Regions from separate parts of the Homo sapiens genome. Here region 2 is linked to region 1. A link is an interaction called in ENCODE POLR2A ChIA-PET data of the cell type or tissue named here. Cell type or tissue: OCI-LY7. All regions are shown on one strand. Links, peaks and the distances in the headings refer to the core of each region. The heading gives the core; the rest is flanking DNA. Region 1 overlaps SCRN1 (secernin 1). Region 2 overlaps PLEKHA8 (pleckstrin homology domain containing A8).

Region 1 (2,500 bases), core at 1-2,500:
GGTGTTGCTCTGCACTGGGATAATGTCATTTTACTTGATAAATATTTGCAAACTGAAAACTAATTATATCCAGAGGTTTTCAAGAGACTCTTGAATTTTTCATGGCAAACTGACAATAAAATATACTCAAGATTTTCCCTCTATGCAGTTCCCAAAAGTTATTTATTTAAAAAAAAAATGATTCTTGTAGAGCACGAAGCTGGCCAGAGCAGTAATCAAACTCTGCTCCTCTGTGCTCTTCTAAATGGAATTGACGTTTACATCTTAACATTGCACTCTATGTCAAAAAGTAGTCCAGGCATTGACCAACACTTTCCAAAACCCCTGTCCGCACTGAGTGCCAGTGGCAACTTTTGTCTTGAAAACAATGAGTAAATAGGAAAAGAATCTCAGCTTCTTAAGCACAGATTTATCATACAGGTTTTTAAAAGGGCAGAAAAAAAGTAAAAATTAGGAAATGGTTTATTTGTCTTCAAATTCATTTTTACACACTCATTTCCATTTCCCCAATTATTTACAGAACACCAACTACATGCAAAGCATTTTGTGCTAAATGCTGCAAGCAGAAAATCAGTGAGGAGGCCCAGGCCCTGTCCTTTTGGCTGGGGAGGAAGGCAAAGGCGCGCACACAAATTCCTACGAGCCCAGGCCAGCTTCAGTGTCTCCCAGGCCTGCCTGCTTCATTCCTGAAGCATCGTGCCACTGCCTCCTGCTTTGCCCTTCTGATCCACCCAGCCCAGCTCTGCTTTTCCTCTTTGCCGTTCCATTCCATTTATCCCCTTCTGAAATACTACAGAACTGATGGACTTATTACATGTACTGTTTATGTATACTATCTCCCCCAGCTAGAGTGTAAGCCCCAAGAGGGAAGGGGGATATCTTTGTTATTTAGTTCACTGACATGCCCCAAGTCTGGTATATATCAGGCATCAATAAGCCTTTTGTTGGATCGGTGGCTGAATGGATGGCTGGAGAAATTACAAAGCTCTAAGGGAGCACAGAAGGTAAAAGTCCAAAGAAATGAGGAAACACATCCGCATGGTCCGCTAGAGGCTGTATCACGTGGGAGAAATCTGGGTTGACCTTAAAAAATGGGCCAGCCATCAAGGTACTCCAGACAGAGCTAAGGGCTTAAGAGAGGAAGGGGCATGTGAAGGGTCTCTATGGTCCAGAGAGGTCCCTGCTGTGCCATGTGGGGGAGCTGCCATGATGTCATTAAGGCACAGAACTACAAGGGCTTAATACAGATTGCCTGATTAAAAAAATGTTGACAATTGAATCAAAAAGACCAGATGGTCTTTGCAGGAGTTCAAAATATATGCAGCCAACTTGATGTTTTTCAGGCCAAACTCGGAATGGTGAGGAAGGAAGGGGATCCCCAAGTAGCCAGATGGGCCCAATCAGCCCTCCTAAGCACCAGACCGAAAGCCAGGCAGCCAGATCCCTTCACAGGCCCCGAGCCTGGAACACATGCCCCTTGCTGCATCTTTGTCACGGGCCACAGAGCACGGGCCTCATAAGGGCTCTTCTATGACAGCCATTCACACCTGCTCCATTATGTTTTAAATCTGGCTAATCACAACCAGGTGGGGTTGGGGAGGGGTAAACACACTTGTCTCATGTAGATAGACTGGCTACTTAAAATCCCACTTTGGGAGCAGATCTCACAAAATCAGGAACACTTACACAAAATTTAATTAGCTCAACTTGGTAAAGTCAGCCATCTAGAACATGAACTCCACAGCCACTTTTAAATATAAAATCCACCCACCTTTACAACTGCCACATTATTAATGAGCCAGAGAAGTGGGATTTGAGGAAGCAAAAGAGGTTTCTCTAGGTACAAATATCCAAAAAGCACCTGACATCTTCTTTCAGTGTGGCAAAAACAATTTAGTTCCCCAAGTCAAAATTCCTAGCTTAATTTCTATTAGAAAAGAAAAAGAAAAAAGGCAAGTGTTCACCACTTAAAAGATGGATCTTTACAGAGACGGTGCTGGTCTCACCTTTGGTTATTAAAGTGAACTGTGGAAAGAGATGAGCAATTGGTCTTTCTGCCCCATGGCCACTCCCACCCAGCCTTTCATAAAATAAATCTGTCAGCTAGTGTGACTTCTGGGTGCCCAAGTCACATAACAATATAAGAATGCCCAGAGCTGGAGTGTGGGCAAGCATTCTTCTAAATGTCAGCACTGCCCAGTGCTAATCAGGGGGTTTCCAAGGATCCGCCTGTCCTGAGCTTGCCACTCTCTCAGGGACCACCTGCCAGGTTAGGTTGGAGGATAGAAAACATGAGCCTCGAAAAGAACCTAGAGCCAAAGACAAAAACAATTCCACAGAGCAAGCCCTTCATTATTTTGTGAGATTACGTCGAAAATGAAAAGAAAGATCAGCTTCATGCCGTCACTTCACCCCATCCACATTCCAGCACACACTATTTCTGGATATGACCCAGTGAAAGGGGAAACAGAGACACTCACACAATAGACGTTTCAATTAA
Region 2 (17,793 bases), core at 6,421-8,920, 81 kb after region 1:
ACAAAGATGCAGGGGTGTGCGGGAGGCTAGATATTTCAGGGCCTCATAGGCTGGTTTAAACACTGTGATGTGATTGTGTGTGTGCATGTGGGTACATGCATGCATGCGTCTGTGAGAGAGAAATGATGAGATTGTTTAAAAGCTTACTCTGGCTTTAGCGTAGCGTAGAACATTTTCTGGTTACATCTTTATATCTCTCCTGCTGCATTTATTGTACTTCACTAAATACTATGTATTATTATTTTGTGAGCTTCTTTTGCCTCTTGAATTTTAAATCGATAGGTATTAATTACTGAAAGTTAGAATTCATCAAGCCCTGATAATAGCGTCTGAGGTTTATGTGAGTGTATTTCTAGAAGAGAAAAGAAGTCTCTTCCCTTAAATGCTAAGCGTATTCAGGTACTCTATCCTCCTTCAATGAAAAATACAAAAAAAAAAAAGTTTACATGTATTTTCGTTTACAGTCTGGTTTCATCCTGCCTTTTGGACATTCCGGGATTTAGTGCCAGTACCTTTCTTTAGATGTTAGAAGATTAAACTTGGGATGAAGAGAGTAAATTAAAAACATGTTACAGATTCCCACATTGTGTGAGACATACTTCTAAAGAAGCACTGTGTTTGTTATTTGTGTCTTTCAAGACCTAAAATTTAGTCAAGGAGTATTATACATGTAGGGCTACACATTAATACTCTAGAACGCTGGTTCAGGAGTCAGAGAGACCTGAAGCCTGGCAAACAGCCCTATTACTGCCAACTGCAGGGTCACTTTAGCATCCTGAGCCTTAGTATCTTCCTCCATTTAAAATAATGGGATTTACTAGTTTATAATTGTAAGAACTGTTAAAAATTTATTAGTACTTACAATGTGCCAAGCACTTTTCTAAACATTTTACATGGATTAACTCAGTCTTTGCAGCAATTTCAAAAAACAGTTGCCTTTATTATGCCCATTTTCCAGATGAAGACACTGAGATATAGAGACGTGGGTTTGCTGAAGGTCACACAGCCACTTATTAAGTGGCTTCAGAGTCAGTGCTCCATTAGACAATACTTTTAAAGGTCCTTCTTGCTTGATCATTATGTAATTCTAGCTGATTCATAATGTACCTATATTTAAAGTATGTTTGACCTAGAATAGCAGACTATTTCGGGGGTGGGAAGTGGGGAGGAATTCAGAAGTGAAGAAAGCTTTGACTGCCCAATGTTGTGCATATGTTTTGCCACGAGGAAATTTTCTAACCTGTGCTTTCTACTTTGTAGTTTTAGGTCCTTTTCCTGCCCACTCAGCTGATAGGAGGGCTGCTGTTGTGAACTCCAGCCAGCCGAAGGCTGCTTGTGCCTCTCCAGCAGGTTAAAGCTCAAGCACATTGCATTACTGCATTCTGAAAATAACAAAAGCCTGCATCATACTGGCCAGATGGTTTTCATTAAGGATGTGCTATAATTTTGTTTCCCCTCAGGTGGAGGAAGGTGACTCTTGCCCTATATACTATATATACTAGTGCTGTGTAAACAGTACCAGGAAGACATCTGGAGTATGAGGATTCTTGGTTTCACAACCACTGGTCAACCCTTTTTGTTGTTGTTAACATTTTAACATCTTTATGGAGATAATTCATAAACCATAAAATTCATCCATTTAAAATGTACAAGTCAGTGATTTTAGTATATATAAAAAGTGTAACTATTACCATGATCAATTTTAGAACATTTTCATTATCCCAGAAAGAAACCCAGTACCCATTAGCAGTCACTCCTACACCTACACCTGCCCTTCACTGTTGGCAACCACTAATCTGTCTGCACAGATTTGCCTCTTCTAGGCAGTTTATATAAATGGAATTATATAATATGTGGTCTTTTGTGGCTGGCTGCTTTCCCGTAGCATAATGTTTTTTTTGGATAGCATGTATCAGAACTTCATTCCTTTTTATTACCAAATAATATTTCATTGTATATGTATACCATATTTAGTTTATCCATTTTCAGTTGAAGAACATTTGGATTGGGCTGTTCTTTTTGTTTTTGTTTTTCTTGGTTATTATGAAATAACACTGCTGTGAACACTCATGTACAAGTTTTTGTATAGACATGATTTCATTTCTCTTGGATATCTATAATACCTAGGAGTGGAATTGCTGGAGTCCTATGATAACTCTTTATTTAATAATTTGAGAGACTACCAAATAGTTTTCCAAAGTGACTGCACCATTTTACATTCTCGTCAGTAATCAAAGAAGTTTCCGTCTTCACATTCTCATCAACCTCATTATCGTCTTAGTATAGCTATCCTAGTAGTGGATGTGAAATGATATCTCATGGTTTTGATTTATATTTCTCTGACTTAATGATGTTGATTATCTTTTTATATGCTGATTATCCATTTGTATATCTATTTGGAAAAATGTCTGCATTTTTTGCCCATTTGTTTGGGTTATTTTTTCATTACAGAGTTGTAAGAGGTTTCTTTTTTTTTTTTTTTTTTTTTTTTTTTTTTTTGAGACAGAGTCTTACTCTGTCACCCAGGCTGGAGTGCAGTGGTGTGATCTCCGCCTCCCGAGTTCAAGCAATTCTCCTGCCTCAGCCTCCTGAGTACCTAGGACTACAGGTGTGTGCCACCATGCCTGGCTAATTTTTTGTGTTTTTAGTAGAGATGGGGTTTCACTATGTTGGCCAGGCTGGTCCGAACTCCTGACCTCAGGTGATCCGCCTGCCTCGGCCTCCCAAAGTGCTAGGATTACAGGTGTGAGCCACTGTGCCCGGCCAAGAGTTCTTTATTCTGGATATAAGTTCCTTGTTAGATAGATGATTTGCAAATACAGTTGACCCATGAATAATGCAGGAGTTGGGGCACCAATCCCCACAGTCAAAAGTCTGCATGTAACTTTCGATTCCCCCAAAATCTTAACCAGTAGCCTGCGAATAACCAAAAGCCTTATGAATAACTTTAACAATTAACACATATGTTATGTCATATGTGTCGTATACTGCATTCCTACAATAAAGTAAGCTAAAGAAAGGGTTATGAAGAAAATGATAAGGAAGAGAAAATACATTTACTGTTCATTAAGTGGAAGTGGGTCATTGTAAAGGTCTTCATCCTTGCTGTCTTCACATTGAGGAGGCAGAGGAAGAGGAAGAGGAGGGGTTGGTTTTGCTATCTCAGGGTAGCAGAAGTGGAAGAAAATCCGCATGTGCACGGTTGAAATTCAAACCCATGGTATGCAAGGATCAACTGTATTTTCTTTTCTGTAGGTTGTCTTTTTCATTTTCTTCCTGGTATCATTTGCAACACAAAAGTTTTAAATTTTGATGTAGTCTGATTTATCAATTTTTTCTTTTCTTGTTTGTTTTTGGTGTTACATTATCTTAGGAAACCATTGCCAAACCTAAGGTCATGAAGATTTACCCTTAAGGCTTTAAAAATAGTTTTTAGTGCTTACATTTAATTCTCATCCATTTTGAATTAATTTTTGTGTACGATATGAGGTAAGAGTACAGCTTTTTTTTTTCACATAGATATTCAATACTCAACTCTTTACGATGTAATCTATGGTTTCAGTGATAAAGTCACAAGCCAGCATTGCACCAATTCTTAAGTGTAAAAGGTTGGAGTCAGAGAGCCCTGAGTTTGAACTTTTGCCCCACTACTTAGTAGTGCTAATACCTTGAGCAAGTTACTTAATCTTCCTGAGTCTCAGTTTTAAAATGACAGCAATAATAATAGCTGTACCTAGGTTTGTTAAGAATATGTAATGGATATTGAGCTTACTGTTAGCAGTTTCTGGGTCGTGCCCATTAGTGTCAGACACTCTGCAGACATGCTCCACTGTGTACCAGGCAGGTTCATAGTTCACTTTAAGGGTAGGTTAATTAGATCACTGTTTTGATTAATGATGCCCAGAAAATTTAGTCTCTGTGTATTCAGCTTTCTATTTGCAAATTGTGGTTCCTCATGGATTCTTTTTCATATAATTATTGGCCATTGCTGTCTCTTCCATTGTGAAGTGTCTGTTCAAATCTTTAACCTATTTTTAAAAGTTAATTGTTCTTTTTATTATTGAGTTGTGAGAGCTCTTTATATATTCTTATTTACTTATTTATTTATTTATTTATTTTGAGATGGAGTGTTGCTCTGTCGCCCAGGCTGGAGTGCAGTGGCACAATGTCGGCTCACTGCAACCTTCGCCTCCCGGGTTCAAGCAGTTCTCTACCTCAGCCTCCCAAGTAGCTGGGATTACAGGCGCCTGCCACCAAGCCCGGCTGATTTTTTTTTGTATTTTTAGTAGAGATGAGGTTTCACCATGTTGGCTAGGCTGGTCTTGAACTCCTGACCTCGTGATCCACCCTTCTTGGCCTCCCAAAGTGTTGGGATTACAGGCATGAGCCACCTCGCCCGGCCATATATTCTTAATTAAAATTCCATTGTAGACCAGGCATGGTGGCTCACACCTGTAATGCCAACACTTTGGGAGGCCGACATGGGCAGATCGCTTGAGGCCAGGAGTTTGAGACCAGCCTGGCCAACATGGTGAAGCCCCGTCTCTACTAAAAATACAAAAATTAGCTGGGCGTGATGGCACACGACTGTAATCCCAGCTACTTGGGAGGCTGAGGCACCAGAGTCGTTTGAACCCAGAAGGTGGAGGTTGCAGTGAGCTAAGGGGTTGCAGTGAGCCAAGATCACACCTGTGTTCCAGCCTGGGCAACAGAACGAGACTCTGTTGCAAATAAATAAATAGATAGATAGATAGATAGAGTGAGACTGTGTCTCAGATAGATAGATGGATAGATGGGTGACAGAGCAAGACTGTCACAAATAGATAGTGTAAGATTCTGTCTCAGGTAGATAGGATAGGATAGAATAGATAGATAGATAGATAGATAGATAGATAGATAGATAGATAGATAGATAGATAGATTAGATAGAGAAATAATGCCCAGAGGAATTAAGTAGTGTCCTTAAGATGACATACCTGGATGTTATGAGTCTGAACTTAAACCATGGTTTCCTCACTCCGTTGTTTTAAGGTGCTGGTAGGACATATGAGAAGCACTGTGCAGAACAAATAAATATTTAGTTTGGTAGCTCAAAGTGCACAGGAGAGGTGACCTACATCTTCTAGCAGAAGGTTTTAAAGAGAATTTGATATAATCTATTGTAATTATAGTCTTCTTACCATCTACATGGTAGACTCTCCAGTAGTCTGTCACTCCTTGAGGCTGGGATCTTTTCTCTAAATCTCCAAACCTGGCAAACTACAACTGCTCAGAAAATGCTTTGTGAATTAATTAATGGTAAATTAAGAAGCCTATAATTTAGCTAATGCTTGGGTAACTGTTACAATGAGGAGTGTTTCTTCATTCTTCCCTCCTCCCTAGCTACAACAGAACTCTTAACTGACTGACCTGGCAGAGGAACCCAAGGCTTTGCTGTCCGCATCCCTGTCTGGAACTCCCCTAGAGAAGCTGAGTGGGGGAGGGCTCTAATGGGATGAGGTGTGGCTGAGCGCTTAGGTTGGATATTGGAAAACACCAAGGCTATGGAGGTCAGGGGTAGCAAATTAATTGCTCTGCTTTGCTTCAATTTAAAATGGTAGATTATTTCACTATTAACATATCTATATAGCATACATAATATATGATATGATAATATATATGGGTTATGAACGTAGAAACCATAATTTATAATGAATAAATTGTCTTGACTCAACATTTCAGATTGTCAGTCCTATCAAGACATTTAATTTCACTTTTTTTTTCTTGGCATTAGTTACTTTCTCTGTTTTTATTTAAAAAAATTTGTTTGGAAACAGGGTCTCGCTATGTTGCCCAAGCTGGTCTTGAACTCCTGGCCTCAACTGATCCTTCTGCCTCATGAGCCACTGTACCTGGCAGTTACTATCTCTTGAATCAGATTCTGGGAAAGATGGGAGTTTTCTGTTATTTTGTATTAGGATAGGTTTTGAAAGCTGAGAGAGACTTCTAGGCATCATCTAAACTCCAGCTGAAATTTTGTAGAAAAGGAAACTAAAGCTGAAAGAAGTTTAGGGACTTAACCTTTTCTTTCTCCCATTCTGTTCCCCCTTTATTATGGTCACTAATTTTTCCTCTTATTGTTAATGAAAAAGCACCTTTCCTTCACTTTTTTTCTTTACTTTTGGCTAACTTTTCTAGAAAGAGTTTAAATAGTCCCTTTTCATTTTTTTTTTCTGCATTTCTACACAACAGTAGTTCTTATGGATTTTTTTTCTTTTAGTCTTGAACTTTAAGTTCAGGGGTACATGTGCAGGTTTGTTACATAGATAAATGTGTGCCATGGTCATTTGCTGTACAGATCATCCCATCACCTAGGTATTAAGCCCAGCATTCATTAATTTTTCCTGATCCTCTTCCTCCCCCAACCCCCTCTTAAGGATTTTAAAAATTCACAATATGTTAAATTTTTAATTGTTTTTCCTGTTAAACAGTAAGATTATGAACTTCTGCTTTCCTAGAACACCTTAATTTTTAAGGCAAAAGTTCTGAAGGAACTGTGGCGGACTTAAAGGCAGAATGATACACTCTAGCATGAGGCTAACTAGTAGGCATTCTACTAGTTGTTTATTTAAGAGTCATTATTGGGCCAAGATGTAATAAGCCCATTGTAATGATTACAATAAAAAACTGAACAAAATACAACAGTAGAATATTGCATTTTTTTCAAATGCACATGGAACATTCACCAAGATAGACCATGTTCTGAGCTATAATAGAAACCTTGCCAAAACTTGTTAAAAGAATGTTCTGTGTCTTTAATAGAAGTAAACTACAGATTAGTAACAGATGTAGAGAATCCCCTGAAATATTAGGAAATTAAACAGTACACTTCAGAGTAGCTCGTGGGTCAAAGAGAAGGTCTCCAAGAAAATTGGGAAATATTTTGAACTTAAAATGAAAGCACAACAGTGGTTGGCCAAGGGTAAAGGGAGAGGGGAAGGCTTGATCAGAAAGGAGTAATACAAGGGAATTTTGGGGACAATTTTGGTAGAATGGAATTTTCTGTATCTTGATTATTGCGGTGGTTATTAAAGGACTATGCATTTATCAAAACTCAGAATTGTTCGCCAAATAATGAATTTTATTTTATGTAATTTTTAAAACTTTTAAGTGTCTGTTTAATGGAGTACAGTTTTTCATAGTGATGTGTTTGGATGAGCCACTTGTCACAAGGCTGCTGAAAGAAAAATGAAGGGAAGCTACAGTACTTTCTAGTCAGAAGTGGGTTTGACTCACAAGTAATTACTTTTGGTTTGGATCTTTAAGGGAACAGGAACATCTCCATTTAGAAATTTTGACTTAAAAATGGTGGTTGCTGTTGGGAAATTAAAAAAAAAAAAAGAAATTTTAGTGTAAAATTAACATGAGGTATGCCAGTTTAGATCCAAATATAAGTGCATTTCTTGAAGAAAATTATGCTCATTGAAAACGTGTTGTTCAACATTAATTGAACTGAAAAGTCCTTTGGCTAAGATTTTTTAAAAGTAAATTTTACACAGTTTGTTCATTAAGTGTAGAAAGGCGTTTGCACTATGTGAGAAAAGAATAAGCTGGTAGCAGTTTTGGAATAGTGGTTTTTAAATCTTTAATTTCTTTGAACAATGATTTGTAGTTTTCAGTGAAAAACTTATTTTTAAAAATTTATTCTTGGCCAGGTGCGGTGGCTCACACCTGTAATCCTAGCACTTTTGGAAGGCCGAGGTGGGTGGATCACCTGAGGTCAGGAGTTCGAGAACAGCCTGGCCAACAAGATGAAAGCCCGTCTCTACTAAAAATACAAAAATTAGCCGAGTGTGCTGGCGGGCGCCTGTAATCCCCACTACTCAGGAGGCTAAGGCAGGAGAATCGCTTGAACTCGGGAGGCGGAGATGGCAGTGAGCTGAGGTCACGCTGTTGCACTCCAGCCTGGGCAACAAGAGTGAAACTCTGTCTCAAAGTAAACTAAAATGAAATAAAATAAGATTTATTCTTAAGTAGTTTATTCTTTTTGATGTTATCGTAAATGGATTTGTTTTCTAACTTTCATTTTCAGATTTTTCATTGCAACTGTACAGAAATACAATTTTAATTGTATGTTAGTCTTGTATCCTATCACCTTGCTGAACTCATTTATTCTAATAGGTTTTTTTTAGTGGCTTCCTTGCATTTTGTTTTTGTTTAAATATATAAGAGCATGTCTGTGAGTAGAGCTAGGTTTGCTTCTTTCTTTCCAATCTAGATGTCTTTTATTTCACTTATTGACTAAGAGCTAGGTTTGCTTCTTTCTTTCCAATCTAGATGTCTTTTATTTCACTTATTGACTAATTGCCTTGGCTAGAACCTTTAGTACAATGTTGACTAGAAGTGGTAAAAGCAAACATCTTGTCTTGTTTCCAATCTTTGAGGGGAAGCATCCTGTTTTTCACCTTATACACATTAACTATGGGTTCTTTGTAGATGCCTTTATCAGGTTGAAGAAGTTCTCTTCTAAGTTTGTTAGGTGTTTTTATTATGAAAGGGTGTTAGATTTTTGTCAAGTGCTTTTTGTACGTTTAGTGAGATGATCATGTGATAGTTTAGAGCTTTTGTGTTTGCAGAAAGACCCAGTTCACACAGGCTTAAAGTAAAAAGGGATATTTATTGGTTCATTTAATGGAAAAATCTAGGGGGTGTCTTACCTTCAGGAATGATGTGGGCTGATCAGGGGGTTCAAACAATGTCATCCAGATTTTCTTCCTTCTCCTTCTGTCCCTCAAATCCTTCCAGTTCCATTTCCCTTTGTGTGTGAATCATGTTTAGGTCCCATGTGATGGCAAACTGCTGCAGGCAGCTGCAGGCTAACATTCTTAAGACCAAAGAAAAAAGAAACAGTCCCCATTTCTTTATGCCTTTCCCCAGTCCCAGCAAAAGTCCCAGAATTGTCTCCGGTTGGGCCACTTGCCCATTCTGGAACTATCATTGAGGATAGGGGATGTGAAGCTTCATTTAGGCCTAAATCACATACCCACCCTGGAGCTGGTCACCCCCACCCAAACCTCATGGTTGGAGTGTGAAGAAGGGAGTTTTCATCAATGGAAAAGTACTAGGTAAATGCTGGATTGCCAAAAATAAATGTCAAGTATGCTTTCTGTAGTGAAACAATCCAGGATAATACAAAGCGTATGAAATTGGTATTTAAATACTCTTTTTTTTTTACCCGCTACCCCGTCCCTGGCAATGATAGCTAATACGAGCTAAAACTCTCCCCTGCTCATTGAAGTTTTATGTCTAATCCTTCCCAGCAGGGAATTTGGGTGATACCACATTGCATCTGTAATAGAGGATGGCATAAAAGAGGGTGGAGATTGGATAGGAAGATAGTCTAGTGGTCATCTAAGGGAGCAGGGAGTAGTACAGACCAACAGTTTTCATCTGCCCTTTAGTTACCTTGACTGATCATTTCTGAGATAACTGCAGATTAATTTAAAATAGAAACTGGATTAATGGTCTCTTTTTCATCCATGCCTCTTTTCTCTACAATTCATCATTCCTGGGCTGTATCCCAGTTTCCCAGCACTGGACATTATGAAAGACCAGTGTGTCCTAATACTAATCTGAACTCTCTCCATCACTCTGCATTTAAATTTTGTCTAATAGGAATGAGATTTCTCTGGTCTCTTACTGTGCCTTTTGAAACTGCAAGAATTTTGTGCTTATAAGAAAAGTTTTTCTTGGTCACAGTTTGTGTAGTTACAAAGGACAGAATAAAATTGCCATATATTGAACATCCCTTGTATAATTATAACCTACCCTAGGTAAATACAGAACCTGTTATAAGGAAGGTAATATTTCAGTTGCTATTATAATTTACCAGCTACATTTTTTTTTTTTTTTTTTTTGAGACAAGGTCTCACTCTCACCCAGGCTGGAGTGCAGTGGCGTGATCATAGCTCACTGTAGTCTCGAACTCCTAGGCTCAAGCAGTCCTCCTGCCTCAGGTGCATCACCTTGCCCAGCTAGTTTTTAAAATTTTTTGTTGAGACAGGGTCTCACTATGTTGACTAGGCTGGTTTTGAACTCCCAGCCTCAAGCAGTTGTCCTGCCTCAGTCTCCTAAAGTGCTGGGATTACAGGAGTGAACCACGGAGCCCAGCCTTCAAGCTGCTTTCAAAATTTACTGCAGCTGTGCTTTGGGTGGGGTTGAGAGCTGCTCTTCAACATTTTTCAGATTCTTGTAAGATAAAACTAGTTTAGTACATTTTTTTCAGTTTTAGGACACTCTTTTTTTTTCACATTTCAACAACTCTGAAATCAAGAAGCATCTTAGAACCTGTGCTATGTCATTGTTTAATTGGTAGAGTTTTTTTCTTTCTTGTGTCATGTAAAATAATGGTGTGTCTTAAAATTGATGATGTGATGGTTTATTCTGGTTGGATCTGTAAGGATGTTGTGGAGGCGATTAACATTTGAATCAATAGACCTTATAAAGTAGATTGCCCTTCCTAATGTGGATGAGCCTTATCCAATCAGTTAAAGACTTGAAGAGAACAAAAAGACTGAGTAACAGAGAATTCCTCCTGCGACTGCCTTGAGCTGAGACATTGGCCTTTTCTAGCTTTCATTGGTTCTTCTTGGGTCTTGAGCCTGCTAGCATGGAACTTAACCGTGAGCTCTCCTGGCTTGCTGATTGCAGATCTTGGGACTTCTCAGTCTCTAGTCACATGAGCTAGTTACTTAAAATTTCATTACATGCACACATACCCACTCACACACCCTTATAATATCTTTACACAGACACCCTGACACTCTACTGGTTCTTTTTCTCTGGATAACACTCACAAATACAGATGGGTCTTAAATTTGATAAAATACAGTAATTGAGGCTGTTCTAAATGCCTTCTACACAAAAGTCATGGTGGATTTGGGGAGTGTTCACACCAACCAGCATCATGGGAGTTGAGCTGTTCACACCAGCCAGCGTCATGGGAGTGAAAAGATGCTGTTGTTCTATACCAGGACAGCTTTCTGGGAATGGGGAGCCAAGGTTTGGGAGCTTTTGTGCCTCAAGGGGCAGTACAGAAAGATAGAGTTTTCTTCCCAGCTCTGTTGTGTACTTCCTTTGTGACCCTAATTAGGTCACTTAATTTACCTGGGATTGGTTTCCTTATCTATAAAATGTGCTGGTTGGACTGTGTGATTTCAAAGACCTCTTCCTTTTCTCAGGTTCTCAGAAATTGACTCTTCTGTTTCAGTGAGGGGAGGTGGCCTAAGATATAAATAAACACTTTTGCAAAGGGCTGAAACATCACCAATAATGTCTGACTCCTGGAGCACTGATTCTGTGCCCAACAAGATACAGTCTGAGGATTGATTTGGTTTTCCAGGTTGTAATGTTTGTACAGGAGTGGTGGCCTTCACAGTTGAGTTTTTGTAGAACTTGAAGCCAAGGTCTAGAAGCATCACCTTTTTTGTTTGTTTGTTTGTGACAAGGTCTCACTCTCACTCAGGTTGGAGTGCAGTGGCACAGTCATGGCTCACTGCAGCCTCGACCTTCCAGGCTCAAGCAGTCCTCTCACCTCAACCTCCTGCTGGGACCACAGGTGTATGCCACCACTGTCGGCTAATTTTTGTATTTTTATTAGAGATGGGTTTCGCCATTGTTGCCCAGGCTGGTCTGGAACTCCTGGCCTCAAGTGATCCACCCATCTTGGCCTCCCAAAGTAGTTAATATTATAGCTGTGAGCCACCGTGCCCTGCCAGCATCACCTTCTGAAATAAAAATTTACAAGTTCATCCCAAGAAGTTTGCCAGCCAGGAACTGATTTGTGCTAGTGTAGAGATAAGGCCTAAGGGTTCCTGACCTGCAATAAAGGGTCTAGGTCTCTGGGAAGGAAGTCCTCCATATAAAATATAATAAGAGCAAAAGCCATAGTTTAAGAAAAGATTACTTATCTTTGGTGAGAAGATAAGTTCAGATATTATGGGAGAGTGGATGCTGGGAATTAGTGTTTATTTAGTTTTATTTAAAGAAGTAAGAGACATGGTACCTGGCAGTCCTGAGTATTGCACTTTCTGGAAAAGCAGACCCTGATTAAGTAAATGATGAGCAAAATATGTTGCCTACCTACCCAACTCCTTCACATAGATTTAGTGCTGACTATTCAGGCTTCTGATTACGGTGTAGTTCCTTGTTCCATAATCTTGGGCTGGGGGTGCTCCAGGAAGTTCAGTAGCCTCCTATTAAAACGTAATAAAGTGATACCATTGGTGTCCGGCCCACTTGGTTTGTGTGAGTCAAACCCCAAGGGCCCATCAGATGTCTGTAGCTGAGCAGCCCTTGGGGCTCTGCCTTCTCTCTGGCTTCCTTAGCCATGGCAGTCCTATGAGAGAAATGTATCCCTAAAGGGCTGTGGCATTTCAGAGAAAGAAAAGAACTGCATCTGACTGAGGAGGACTGAGAAAACAAGGTTTACGCAGAGATAGTCAGGGATGATTTTTTTTTTTTTTTTTTGAGACGGAGTCTCAAAAAAGATCTCGGCTCACTGCAACCTTCGCCTTCCGGGTTCAAGCGATTCTCCTGCCTCAGCCTCCTGAATAGCTGGGATTACAGGCACTTGCCGCCACGCCCAGCTAATTTTTGTATTTTTAGTAGAGATGGAGTTTCACCATGTTGGCCAGGATGGTCTCCATCTCCTGACCTCATGATCCATCCACCTCGACCTCCCAAAGTGCTGGGATTACAGGCGTGAGCCACCACGCCTGGCCAGGATGACATTTTATGAAGAGATCCAGTTGGAGCAAAAGTTCAGAGACAGAAATACAGCAAATGAGTGGTTTGACTAGAACATAGGGTGTGTGAGAGGACTAGATAAGATGCGTATTTCTACTACACATGGTTTGTCCCCTGAAATTCTCCAATATTGAAGTGAATGTAGTTAAGCCTTGAATGTTTTAAGATAACTCATTTCAATGGATCAATACTAAAGAATAAGTCAAACACGTTACCTTTTCCTAAGGGTCATAGGATTCTAGACAGGCTTCTTAGTTGGCACTCTCTATGACATTTGTTGAAAGGACCTTGTCATCTTTGTTGCCTTATTTCTAAGTTTTGGATAATTTTTCTTAGAAGAGAGGAAGGCAAGCATGTGATAACAGTATGTTCAGGACATCCTAATTATTCGTCTTAGAAAAAGTAAAAATCACAGACTACTGGTACTGTATTAGGAAAGAAATAGAATACACATCTCATTTATTTCTGTAAATCCTATTACCTAGAGAGTCATTAGTGTACTTGTTGCTTATCCTTCCAGACTTCTGTAATCCTGTGACTAAAAAATATATACTTCTTTGGGCATTTTTAATTTTACAAAAATGGGATAAAACATACAGGTCTTTCTAACTTAATTCTTTCTCTTAGAATATCCCTGGCAATGTAAAGCTCCTTGGAGCTAACCCAGTATCCTATGTTAGGCTCTATTTCTGTATCTTGGGAGGTAGTTCATACACAGGCAGTAATTGCAATGATGCTCTTGCTTTTGTTTTCAGGTTGGCAGCCTCGATGGTTCCTTCTCTGTGGGGGAATATTGTCCTATTATGATTCTCCTGAAGATGCCTGGAAAGGTTGCAAAGGGAGCATACAAATGGCAGTCTGTGAAATTCAAGGTGAGAAATCAAGCAACTTGCAAGTTTTATTTTTCTTTCTGTTTTCCCTCAAAAACAAAAAAGCCCCTGGCCCCTGCATACCTTTCTCTGCTGCTCCCATAATACAGACCAAGGGACATAGTGTTATGTGTCAAAAGAAAGCCTTGCAAATACAACCCAAAACTGTAGCCAGCTTTTATGAGGAGATTGGCTAAGAGGTGGTCAAAATAAATGAGAGCAACGTGTTTCACTACTCAACTAGCACTCATTCCTTAGTGACCTGCTCACTTGGGACCAGTGGCTATTAGCAAAACTTAAAGTCTTTACTGCAGCATCAAACACTTTTGTGTTTAAATCAGGATGGACACACACACACACACCCTCCACCAAAACAAAACAAGCAAAAACTTAACAGACTTTCAAATAGTCTTTACTTCTTGTTTTTGTCTTGAGACATGCTGAGAAGGTGTGGCTCGGAAGAAAAACAGATTAAATGGGAATTTAGGTAGTGGATGTGGGTGAAAGACTTTGGTTTGCTTGTTTCTTCTCCTAAAGGCCTCTGAGAAAATTCTCACACTTTTGGTCTGACTTTTCAAGGGAAGTAGAAGATGGAAAAGATTGTATTTTTGATTGTTTCCCAATAAATCCAAGGAGATAAAAAACATACCCTTGTTTCTTGGCCTCAGAGCAGCCTACTTAACACACACACCCACTGAAAGAAAGATTCCTTCTCTATTCTGATAAGAGATCAGTTTAACTGAAAAGTTAAATTGGTGATTCTTGTTTGGGCTGAAGTTTTTGTGATGCCTTGGAGGCAATTGCAAGGTTTTCCCTCTTGATTAACAGAGACATCTAAGATGAGATAAGTAAACAGAACTTTGTGTGAATTAGGAGAGGTAATGACTGGCATCCTCTTTGGGAAGAAGCCTTCAATGACTGCCATCAATTAAGCTCAAGAAGTTGGGTGGGTTGGAGGCTACCCAGACAGGGCTCTTCTGAGTCTCTGATCTCCCTCTGTCTTGCTCCCAGTTCATTCTGTAGATAATACACGCATGGACCTGATAATCCCTGGGGAACAGTATTTCTACCTGAAGGCCAGAAGTGTGGCTGAAAGACAGCGGTGGCTGGTGGCCCTGGGATCAGCCAAGGCTTGCCTGACTGACAGTAGGACCCAGAAGGAGAAAGGCAAGTACTGATTGTCCTTTGCTGTGGAAACCTTGGGAATCACCCACTGGCATCTCTGATTTCCCTTATTTGTTATCTTGCTTCTGACCACCTAGCCAGCTTTTTGTGTCATGCAAATGCTGTGTATCTTAGTATAATTTAAACCAGGGTCCATATCTAACTCTTCTTTCTTGGCATAGCATAGTGCAAAGAATGCAGGCTTTGGAGCCAAACACAGCTGGGTACACATGATGGCTTTGCAGTTTATTGACTGTATAACCTTGGCATCGGTCACTTAACCTTTCTTACTCTTAGTTTCTTCATCTTTTAAAAAGAGGTAATAGATCCTACCTTAGGAGGATTACCATGAGAATTAGTGATGATAAAATGGTGGAGTATCCAGTCTGTGGCCAAACTTGACCTTTGGTGAGGAGTAGTTGAGCCAGATAAGCCTTGGATCAGGGTGTTTTCTGTAGCAACACCCTGCTCCTCCTCCCTTTTTTTCTGGGGTGGGATGGATGCTTAATTGTCAGGTTCCTGTTGCTTAATGCTCATTCACTGGACATTGTTAAGTTCTCCAGAGAACTGTGGCCCAGCTTTCTCTTTGGACTGGGGCAAGAATACCAGGGCTTACTGCCTGGGTCCTAGTTGCTACCTTCCCTGCCCCATGGCCCTAAATGTACCCTGAAGAGATGAGCTAGGGTGGGGTGAAATGGGAAAAAGTGTTCCAGGGAACATCTCTCATGACAGGTGTGGCAGTTGTGCTTAACTCTTCACGTAGATTCATAAATTGGCCTCTTCTTTTAATGCTAAATTGGTAATAAATTCTAGAAGCTGTTGGCTTTGACTCAGAGCAGATAGTAATGTGCACTTTTTTTTTTCATGAAGAAGGAAACAGAAAAGTGATAATAATTGTAGCTGAGCCCTCGATGCCAGGGTGACTGGAGAGCATTGCTAATAATAATGGCTGGGTGCCATTAGCCTTGACAAGGCAGCATACCAAACCAGTCCTCAGCTGAAATTATGAACGGTGTTCTTAGTGGTAATTGGACACTGCAGAATGTTTTTCCCAGGTAAGAGTAGAGCACTGCATTAGTAAGTAAACAGCTATGACCCCATTTTATAGATAGGAAAAACTCTCTGGCAGAACTGAGGCCAAAACTCTGAACCCCTTAGCTCTGCTCCCAGTTCTGACAGGAGTGGGTCAGACTATATTGTCTCCTTCTTTGTATACTGGTGATTATTCGGTATATTGCCTTAATAAATAATGTATACTACTTTGAAAGACTGGAGATCTACTTTTTCTGGTTTTTCTTGTTATTATGTCTTCACCTGTCACATTTGCAACCCATACTTTAAAGATTTGACTTTGGGCATATGTTCTGTGTGGTATCCTAACTAGTAAGGATTCCTCTTCTGCATAGTATCCTAACTAGTAAATCAGTTGTTTGTTCTGGTTACTGCATTATCATCATTTTGTCATTTAGAGTTTGCTGAAAACACTGAAAACTTGAAAACCAAAATGTCAGAACTAAGACTCTACTGTGACCTCCTTGTTCAGCAAGTAGATAAAACAAAAGAAGTGACCACAACTGGTGTGTCCAATTCTGAGGTAAAATATTATTTATTAATATTATTAATATACATGAATAATATAAAAGAAGTGACTACCAGTATATCCAATTCTGAGGTAAAATATTATTTTATTAATATTACTAATATACCTAAAAAGCACCAGACGTTGCTTACAGGTGGTGTTTACTCTCATCTAATTTTTTGACTATCTTGGAATTTACTATTTTATAGAGGAAAAAAGTAACAAAATTAAACAAAGAGAAGCAATAGTACATTTCATCATATGCGTGTGTATAGCTTTCCTTCCTGGAATAAATTAGGGATTAATTAATTGATAATATTTGGAACCTTTAACTTTAGTACTGTCATACTAAAATATGTTTCTCTCCAGTTTATATTGTTTTGTTAATTACAGTCTTGCAGAGCCATTTCTATAGCTATGGCTATTAAGATGCCAACTTATTGTCTTTCATTGATGTGCATCTATGAGACTAACAGTATTTTGTTTTACCATCATAACTGTGCTTTGGAATAGACTAGTGCTTTCAAAGATGGAGACACAGCTTTTTTTCTCTTCATTGTCAGCAAGGATTGTGATTTTTAGCATTTATTAATACAGTCATTATTCATTTATTTTAAAACATATATTAAAAGATTTCTCTGGTGTTAAGCTATGTATAGAATGGCTCACATTAACCAGAGTCTCTGCTCTGCTTTCAAAGAAGTTTCGATCTGACAGTGCAACTGCAGATTATAATGAAAGATTTTCATTTATTAGGTAGTAGAAGAACACTATGCTACTGGTAGTACATGTGTTTCGAGTTTTTCTAAAAAAGGTGATTTAACCCACTTGCATTCACTTCCTTTTGGGTGCTCTTACTCATTCAGCAGCTGCCTCATATGTGTGAGATAGACTGTGAGGGGAGGGGGAGGGAAGATGAAGGATACCAAAAAAGCATTTCAGTCCTGCTCTTGGGAAGTTTATAGTCTAGAGCAGTGATTCTCAAGGAGAGATACTTTTGGTTGTCATGACTGAGGGAGTTACAACTAATACAATGTAAATTGAACCACTTTACTACCTAAGGCTTTCAGCAGCTCCCTCATTGCTTGTAGGTGAAAGTCAAATAGTGCTGATAGTTACTTGATTAATAGATAAATTGGGCTTTTCTTTTATAACTGATGTACATATTTCAGCAGGTGGGTACATTATTATTATTTTGTGGGCAACCTCTAAGGACATTCCACAATTGGGCTTTTTCTTTTTTGGCAAGGTAAAGGAGTCTTCCACTCTGGTTGTTTCGTAGGAGGGAATTGATGTGGGAACTTTGCTGAAATCAACCTGTAATACTTTTCTGAAGACCTTGGAAGAATGCATGCAGATCGCAAATGCAGCCTTCACCTCTGAGCTGCTCTACCG

Evidence for each region. ChIA-PET counts read pairs that join two places held together with the same protein. Peaks named below come from ENCODE experiments on the same cell type or tissue, not always from the same donor. Only the 100,000 strongest peaks of a DNase experiment are listed, where the experiment ranks them.
Region 2: POLR2A ChIA-PET joins it to region 1 with 6 read pairs; 4 of 35 experiments call an interaction of 5 or more read pairs at or near these places.

What each region holds. Positions count from the first base shown.
Region 1 is chr7:29,956,675-29,959,174 of GRCh38, forward strand. The region is part of intron 2 of SCRN1 (secernin 1); the gene reads right to left. Among named protein-coding and RNA genes, the nearest start is that of FKBP14-AS1, 31 kb to the right of the region's middle. In OCI-LY7, for the core only: no CTCF peak of the experiment used is centred there; a DNase peak (open chromatin) is centred at 1,507; H3K4me3 peaks cover 312 bases; H3K27ac peaks cover 1,999 bases.
Region 2 is chr7:30,031,544-30,049,336 of GRCh38, forward strand. It overlaps PLEKHA8 (pleckstrin homology domain containing A8), which reads left to right. Exons shown (of 14, transcript NM_001197026.2): 2 at 13,542-13,658; 3 at 14,667-14,822; 4 at 16,289-16,413; 5 at 17,681-17,793. Among named protein-coding and RNA genes, the nearest start is that of PLEKHA8, 12 kb to the left of the region's middle. In OCI-LY7, for the core only: no CTCF peak of the experiment used is centred there; no DNase peak of the experiment used is centred there.